Regions from separate parts of the Homo sapiens genome. Here region 1 is linked to region 2. Evidence: chromatin contacts called from ENCODE Hi-C or POLR2A ChIA-PET data. All regions are on one chromosome and are shown on one strand. The core of a region is the stretch at or near the end of the contact, and the rest is flanking DNA. Distances in the headings are between cores, read along the strand shown. Region 1 has its middle 39 kb from the start of LINC01819. Region 2 has its middle 19 kb from the start of TRI-TAT2-1.

Evidence for each region. Hi-C counts contacts between places; a loop is a spot of excess contacts on that map. ChIA-PET counts read pairs that join two places held with the same protein, here RNA polymerase II (POLR2A). Pooled maps may share reads with other maps.
Region 1: a loop to region 2 is called in a pooled map, with 2.0 times the contacts of the local background. The contact joins two enhancer-like sites. A Hi-C loop is called at or near these places in 1 of 168 maps with a recorded cell type or tissue (heart left ventricle), 1 of 37 single-sample maps with no recorded cell type and 1 of 50 pooled maps. POLR2A ChIA-PET finds 5 or more read pairs at or near these places in 3 of 52 experiments (BJ, HepG2 and Panc1).

Annotation. Positions count from the first base shown.
Region 1 is chr2:42,998,414-43,002,074 of GRCh38, reverse strand. No RefSeq gene overlaps it. Among named protein-coding and RNA genes, the nearest start is that of LINC01819, 39 kb to the left of the region's middle. RefSeq lists enhancers at 709-1,490, 1,515-1,574. Within about 2 kb of position 1,439, at least 5 of the 41 ENCODE cell types and tissues checked have a DNase peak (open chromatin) inside an H3K27ac peak, as active enhancers do.
Region 2 is chr2:42,827,366-42,831,341 of GRCh38, reverse strand. It overlaps the pseudogene CHORDC1P1. Among named protein-coding and RNA genes, the nearest start is that of TRI-TAT2-1, 19 kb to the right of the region's middle. Within about 2 kb of position 2,706, at least 7 of the 41 ENCODE cell types and tissues checked have a DNase peak (open chromatin) inside an H3K27ac peak, as active enhancers do.

The sequences.
Region 1 (3,661 bases), core at 190-2,689, 170 kb before region 2:
GTCTGCCCAATCTTGCAAGCTGGCCTTGATAGCAGCTCCTTTACACACCTTCAGCCCTGTGCCAGTTGACCCCACCCAGCAGGCAGCCATTTCACTGTGGGGCTCCCTGCATCAATGCACTGAATGGCACCCTGTTGCCCCCATTCCACTGTTCATTGTGCCTGACTCCCTACTTAATTTTTAAGACTTAAGTTAATTTCTTCAGGAAGCCTTCTCACCTCCCACTCAAGGCCAGGTTGGGTTCCCCTTCCCTGAGCACCCATGGTACCCTGAATCCACTTGTAAGAGCCCCCACCCTTCCTTGAGGTATGGATCTCCTTTCTTGCCTATAGTAGGACCTCTCCTACTAGACTGGGAGCTCTCTGAGGGGCAGGCACTGGGTCTGCTGTCCTTGTATTTGTGGAGGACAGCTCACAGTAGGTGCTCAGTTAGGGCTACCAAATTTAACAAATAAAAATACAAGATGCCCAGTTAATTCTGAATTTCAGATAAACAATGAATAGTAATAATAAAATAATAACAATGAATAGAAATATTGCATTATTTTATCTGTCAACCCAATGCCCAATAAATGTGGATTGCATTAATTCATAGGTGAATGAGCAAACAGCACAGAAAAAGAAACAGCAGTATATGTGGAAGAAAGCAAGAAAAATCAACTGGCCTGGAACCTAAGACTTGTCCAAAGATGTCACAGAGAGTAAAATGAGAAAAATCCAGTAGCCCGTGCCCAGAGCAGTTCCTCGTACCCAGTGAGTACTCCATCAGTAGTGACTGAGAGACTGAATGAATATTTTGCAGGAGGGAGGTGGTGTTGAATGCCAGAAAAAGTAGCAAGGATGTCAAAACAGAAATGGAGGGTGTGGTGGCGACAGTGGCTTTGGTCATGGGACATTTGAGGGAGTCAAGTGACCAGCAGGCTGCAGCCTCCAAGTCCCCAAAACTCAGATTCACAGAGTGGCCATGTCCTTATGAGAAATCAAGACTCTCCTCCCGGGCATTGTAGGGGTCTGTGCCTGCCTCGGCGCAGGTGCAGTTCAGCAGTGGACAGGGCAGCCCAGGCTCGAGAGGCCTTCCCAGGCCCACAGGCACAGCCACCCCCTCTAGCGGGACCTCCACTGTCAACCTTGGCCTGACTGGATGCCAGAGGATCACAATAAGTGCAGACCCCGGTTCTCCCCTCCCCATCACAGAGCAGAGGGAGCCACAGTTCCCTTGGGGCCCCTGGAAGCCCCCACCAGACTGGGCTTCCCCTGGAGCTCCGCATGCAGAACGTGGCCTTGGGGAGTTTCCCGAACCCTCTGAACCCTCTGAAACATGCGGCTGGGCTCCCAGGCCCCAGGCTGCCAGGCAGTGTTGTGGGGAGAGGGATGGTGTTGAGCTCCGGGGAGGAAACAGACCCCCATTGTCCCCCTGGGCCTGGCAGCACAAAGGGAGCCTGTGTCATGGCAGCAGATGTATGTGGCTGACTGTGGTGGACACCGGCCTAGGAGAAGCATACAGCCTGGGGACCCTGTCTGCTTCATGTCCCTCCAAGTGGGACCTGTGGGCTGGTTCTCTGTGCCTGAGGGATGGCATGTACGTGGGGCCACTGGCTATCTCCGACGGTGCACACCGTGTGTTCACACCAGGAGGTCTGAGTGCAGCAAGTGTATGCTTGCGTGTCTGCATGTGGCGATACACGTGTGCCTGGGCGAGTCTGCAAGTACGTAAGCATGTGGGTCTGTGAGTGTGCGCATCACATGGAGGGCAGGTGATGCTTCTGCGCACGTGGGAGCCCATGTGCCCAAACAGGCCGCCTTCCCCAAGAGCCTGGCCAAAAACGGCAGAACTGGCTGCCGAGCTTTCTTGGGAAAAAAAGTACCAAGATTGGGACCAAGGCTCTGTCCAAGGGAGACTCAGGCTGTGCACACACACATGCACACACACACACGCACACACACACAGTGGAGATGCTGCATTCTGCCTGGTACAGTGTTAGAGGGCAGGGCGGGGTGGGGCAGTGGAGGGGGGGTGGGTTCTCCTGTGGGGTGAGGGCCGCCCAGATGCTCCTGGGGTTTTGGGTGTGGCTGCCTCCTTCACTTAGCCTCTCCTTGTCTCTGGCCTTGGCTTCCTTTCTGCTTCCTAGCGTCCTGAACGATCAGGAACCTCTTTCGGGTTGGGGACCCTCACACAAGTAGTGGTGGGGTAGAAGGGCAGGAATGGCTGTGGTCTTCCAGGTTCAGGACATGCCCCAAGAGCTGAGCTGCCTAGTATGGCCTTGCATCCCTCCCACCCCAACCCCCAGTGAATTGGATCCCACCCACTCAGCCTGCACTTCCAGCCTTACCAGAATCAGGAAATGAGATTTCAACTCCATTCAACTAAATCCAACAAATATTTACAGAGGATCTTCTAAGCAGTAGGTTCTGTAAAGCTGGGAGGGGCAGGGAGAGGCCCTTTTCTGGGCCCTGCCTCCTGGGATGACTCCAGGTTCAAGACAACAAGGCCTTCCCTACGGCTTTGCTCCCTACGGACACCCACAGCTGCTGCCTGCACCCAGCACCCACACCCCTGCCCACTGGCCATGATTAGAGGCCCTGTCCATGAGGGATGCATGGAGGAGCCTCTCAGGGATAATGCCTACTGCACTGGTTCCCCCCTCGCCCCTCCAGGGGTTGCCGTATCCCCTGCGCCCTTTAGGAGATGGTGCAAGATGCTGAGGAACTCAGAAGCTTGGGTTTCCTTCTGATTATATTACTCTCCACAAAGACGGCTCCTCTGCCTTCAGAGTCCCACCCAGCAGGTGGGACTCTGGGGCTTTTGAAAATGGGCAGGCATCTCCCAGCTTATCCCATGGGAAAAGATGGAAGCTCCCTCCCTCTATCTTGGTCTCCAAGGGAAATGCGCCTTATGACCCTTTGGGTTAGGTGTAAAAATATTGTGAGTCAGTTTGTTTTTTCCATCTGGAAATTTAAGAATGACTTGCCAAATATTTAATAAATGGATTGACACAATGCCCCCTCTTAGTCCCAGTTTCAGACTGTCCTGAGTCCCCAAAAGTTTCTGTAGGAATTCCGGGGACAAAGGTGGGTTCCTCAGTGTGGGATGTGTTGGGGGGCACCGTCCGGTTCTGACTCTCTTTCAGCGAACGGCTTCGTTATAACTGTGTAAGCGCCCCAGCGCGTCGCCAGTGTGGCTGGTTTTAGAAAAATGATGCCTGAAACAGAATGGGCCCATACTTCATGAATGAGAGAGGTAAAGCAGAAAGCTCTTCCTTAGACAATAGGTTCTGTGGGTATCAAATCTGAGGACAATTTGTGCAGTTTTCTTTGACAAAAAGGTGAGTAGGTTCTAGATCACTGACCTTTTCTACAAGTGGCTATGAGCAGTGTGTGACCTCGGTGGGTATTTCAGACAAAAACAGTCCGTCTTACCATATTATAGTGAACATTTCAACAATAAGAGAGAGAAACAGCTTTCAAATGAAACATATGCTAGGGAGAGAACATTTTGAAAATGGTTATTTGGAAATGTTGCCATCATAAGGTGATCTTAGTTCTGAAAACGATGTAAATATGTCAGTTATTAAAAACTCTATCTACACAATTAAAAAAACAAGCTCGGGGCTGGGTGCGGTGGCTCACGCCTGTAATCCCAGCACTTTGGGAGGCCGAGGTGG
Region 2 (3,976 bases), core at 1,457-3,956:
TTCCTGAGGGAGTCACGTGAGGGAAAGCAGTGAATGAAACCCACCACCAGCCCCTTCCCCAGGTTCCCTATTGGCTTGAATTGCCCATGTCACATTTCCTCCAGTAGGAAAGGACAAATGAGGAGCCTGGACAAGAGCCCACCAATCACAGCCTTCCTTTCATCCTATGAATTGGTCTTGCCTTGGCCCCAGGCTAAGAGCCTCCTTTTGAGAGTCCTTGAGCTCTGCAGGGGTTCCAACTGGGCCACGCCATCTTTACATAGGGGTGTGATTTTTTTTTTCTTTTTTCTTTTTTTTTTGCTGAGTGGCATCTACTTCTGACTCATGGCGTATCCTCCCTGGAAGGACAGATCCTAACACCAGCAAGATAGTGAATTCTCCTTGTGGATAAACCCCCCATGTTTTATGTGTTATGTCTCCTCTGGTTGCATTCGCCAATGTTGGTAACATTTGAAGCTTAAAAGGATGATATTTGAAAAATTTTGGGCCAGGCACAATGGCTCACGCCTGTAATCCCCATACTTTGGGAAGCTGAGGCAAGGGGATTGCTTGAGCTCAGGAGTTCAAGACCAGCCTGGGCAGCACAGCAAGACCCCATCTATTGAAAAAAAAATAGAAAAATTAGCCAGGTGTGGTGGCACACACCCCTAGTCCCAGCTACCTAGAGGCTGAGGTAGGAGGAGCACTTGAGTCCACGTGTTCAAGATTACAGTGAGCTATGATCGCACGACTGTACTCCAGCCTGAGCAATAGAATGATATCCTATCTCTTAAAAAATAATAATAATAATTCTGTTGCCCGGGTTGGAGTGCAGTGCTTTTCTCTTTTGCCTTGATGGGTACATGATCTTCATCTTCATTGGCCTGAGGCATGCATCTCTGCTTAAAGAGAGACCAGGATTAATGTTTGATATAGACAGAATGCACAGAAGAAAAAATGTGGTAATGTTTGGTATTTGACATGCAAAATAGGATTATGCTGCAGATCAAAAGTCTTCTAAAGCAGGCTATTCTTTTGAGAGCATGTTTCCTGGATTCCCTCATCCCTCTCCTTGGGTGTGGCCCTGGAATTTTATGTAATGGATGACTGAGCAAGAAGAGGAAGAGTGTTGGTCCCCTCCTTCCTGCCCAGGGGATGGTACGAAGGGGATTAGAAGGATAACAAGCAGAGCCAAGCACTGGCCCACTCACCCCTCCCTGAGAGAAAGAAGCCCTTGTCCCCAACTCACATTGGAACTCTGGGAAGAAGTGGCATCCCAGGCAGCTGCAAACCAACTCGGCCTCTGCCTCCAGCACCAGGGCTCCCCGGTAAGGGAGAGGCACCACTAAAGTTCAGCTTTCAAAGCCAACTTCCATTCCTGTGAGCCAGCAGCCCTACTGGGGCCATGGTGGCACAGCTAGGAGACTTGGTGGGGAGGAGGGGCCCAGGTGCAGGAGGGCTGGCCAGCCAGGGGCGCCACATGGGCTCTAGTCAGATCAGGAGGGACTGGACCATGAGTTTCATAAACTCAGCTTCTAGTATGATCAGTGGCCAGGAGGGACAGGGGACCTTGCTGGGTCTAGAGGACACCACACCCCAGGATCCCAACTCATGCCTCCTACCAGATGCCACACAAGCTGCCCTTGACTGTCTACAAAACCCCAACAGCACCACAGTGGGAGAAGCTGGGCAAAGCAGTCTGAGAACTAAGCATTTTATCCAAGAGAAATTAATAAGATCACTTAACAAGACCGGCTAAACTCTCTGGCCCCAGGATGTTCAAATCAAGTTGAAAATTTCATTGTTTTTCTCGCTTATCATCAGGCAGGGGTTGGAAGAAAGGCCAGATTCATTATAGACTCATAAATAAGGAAATTACCTTTTTTTTGCACAAATAAATTATAGAGTGAATTAAGTTTTCAACTCTGTTGCACACACAAAAATAGAGGAATTCCTGCTGCCCCACTGCAATGCTGGCTGACTTTTCCAACCAAAGACAAGGACCCAAGCCTTCTGGATCCCCAGTTCCCTCCTCCAGGTGGTGGGGGACACCGTTGTGGCAGAGAGAGGTAAGGTCCCCCTTCAGCCTAAGTGGTCACATTAGCCCTCTTGGGCTCATGCACCAGATCCTGCTCTCCTGGCTTATCTGTGTTTCTTTGAGGGGAGGAATGAGATTTTCATTTTCTTTCCAGGCCCTTCCCATTCAGGGCATTTCAGATCCCTCCTTCCCATGACCCCTGAAATGAATTGGGTGAAGAATGGTCCCCTGCCCTACACGCTGCATGTCTGGGAGAGGCCAGAGGTGGAGCCGGCACATGCAAAGGCAATGCTGCCACCTGCTGGCGCCACGAAGAGACACAGCAAAGGTGGGCAACCAAACCCCATTAGCCCTGGGGGAACTGCACAAGGATGTCTTGCAGCTGAATGGTACCTTTTTCCAATGCAGCTTCTTACCTGTTCCCTCATTTAGTCATCCAGTATGCCGGCTGGAACAAGAACATCATCCCATTTTATGGACGAGACAACTGACACCCATGAAAGGGCAGAATGCTGACTGAGGTCACATGTGTGGGGATGGCTTGAAGGCAATGCTCAGTCTCCTGCTTCCCAGCCAAGAGTTGTGTCCCCTCGTCAGTGCTCAGATGAGGTGTCTCAGAAAACGAGGGACCCCTATGAACAAGGTTTACGGGGCCATCCTCAACATCCAGGGAGGAAGAGTGAGGGCGGAGGGCACCAAGCAGTAATGCCCACCCTGCAGCTGGCTCAGGGCCTGATACACGTGTACAGCAACTCTGTTTCCCAAGGGTTCACACACCTTCCACACAGATTTTGTGGGTTTTTTTGTAGAGAAGGGGGTTTGTCCTGTTGCCCAGGCTGGTCTCGAACCCCTGGGCACAAGTGTGATGTTACTTTTCGATAAAGATCTGGAAGAGCTGACTCCTGCCCTAGGCCCGTGAGTCCTAATCTAAAAAACAGACGGTGAAAGAGGCAAGAGTCATCTTCCCAAATGGCAGCTGCAGGCGAAGTAGGTGGGGGGAACTCGCAGACGATGTTGTGTGGTCAGCAGGTGTGAGATGACCGGGCTGCATCCTCTCCCGCTGGGTGCTCAGCACTCGACTCTCCTCTTTGTTCCTGGCTCTTCCAGCCCAGGTCTTCATTTGGCGGAAACAGCCTGGAGGACAGAAAAAGTGCCTCTTCTCTGCCCGAGACCCTTCCCACGCGCACACGCCATGGGGAAGCAGCTCTTCCCTTTTCCCGACGTGGGAGATGACTGGGCCGGTGGGAAATCCCATGATTCCCCGGCAGCGGTCCATGTCCCTCCTGACAGCGGTCAGCGGTCAGCCTCACTTCCAGGACTCTGCATTGTCCCAAGCCTCCTCCTCTCCAGACCTTCTTCGCACCTCTCCCCGCGATTCTTGTCCTGGTAGGGTCCAGGAAACGCTGAAAGCTACGGATAGGCCCCCACGTTGCCCCGCAGGGTGCGGATGAAATCGCTGTCGGAGGCTGGTCCTGTGGCCGGCCCTGCCTGTCTCCTGGACCGAGAGGAGCCTTCTATGGCAGAGCCGCAGCGCCACCGTGTGGTAGAAGTCCGTCTGCACGGCCAGAAACGGCGGCTCAGAGCGGGCCCACAGAAATCCTTGTAATAGTCCACTGTCAAGGCCGGTGCTAGCGACACGGGAGTGGCAAATGCACCCTCTTGCCGTTCCCGGTGTTTGGGCCTTGCCTGTGACGGTGGGAAAAGAAAATGGCCTTGCTGTGCTACAACCGGGGCTGCGGTCAGCGCTTCGATCCTGAGATCAATTCCGATGATGCTTGCATATGCCACCCAGGTGTTCCAGTCTTTCACGATGCATTAAGGATTGGTCTTGATATAAGAGAAGAACAATTGATTTTTCTGATTTCTTAAGCATTGTAGGCTGTACAAAAGGTAGACATAATAGTGAGAAGCCACATGAGCCAGTCAAACCTGAAGTAAAGACTACTGAGAAGAAAGAAC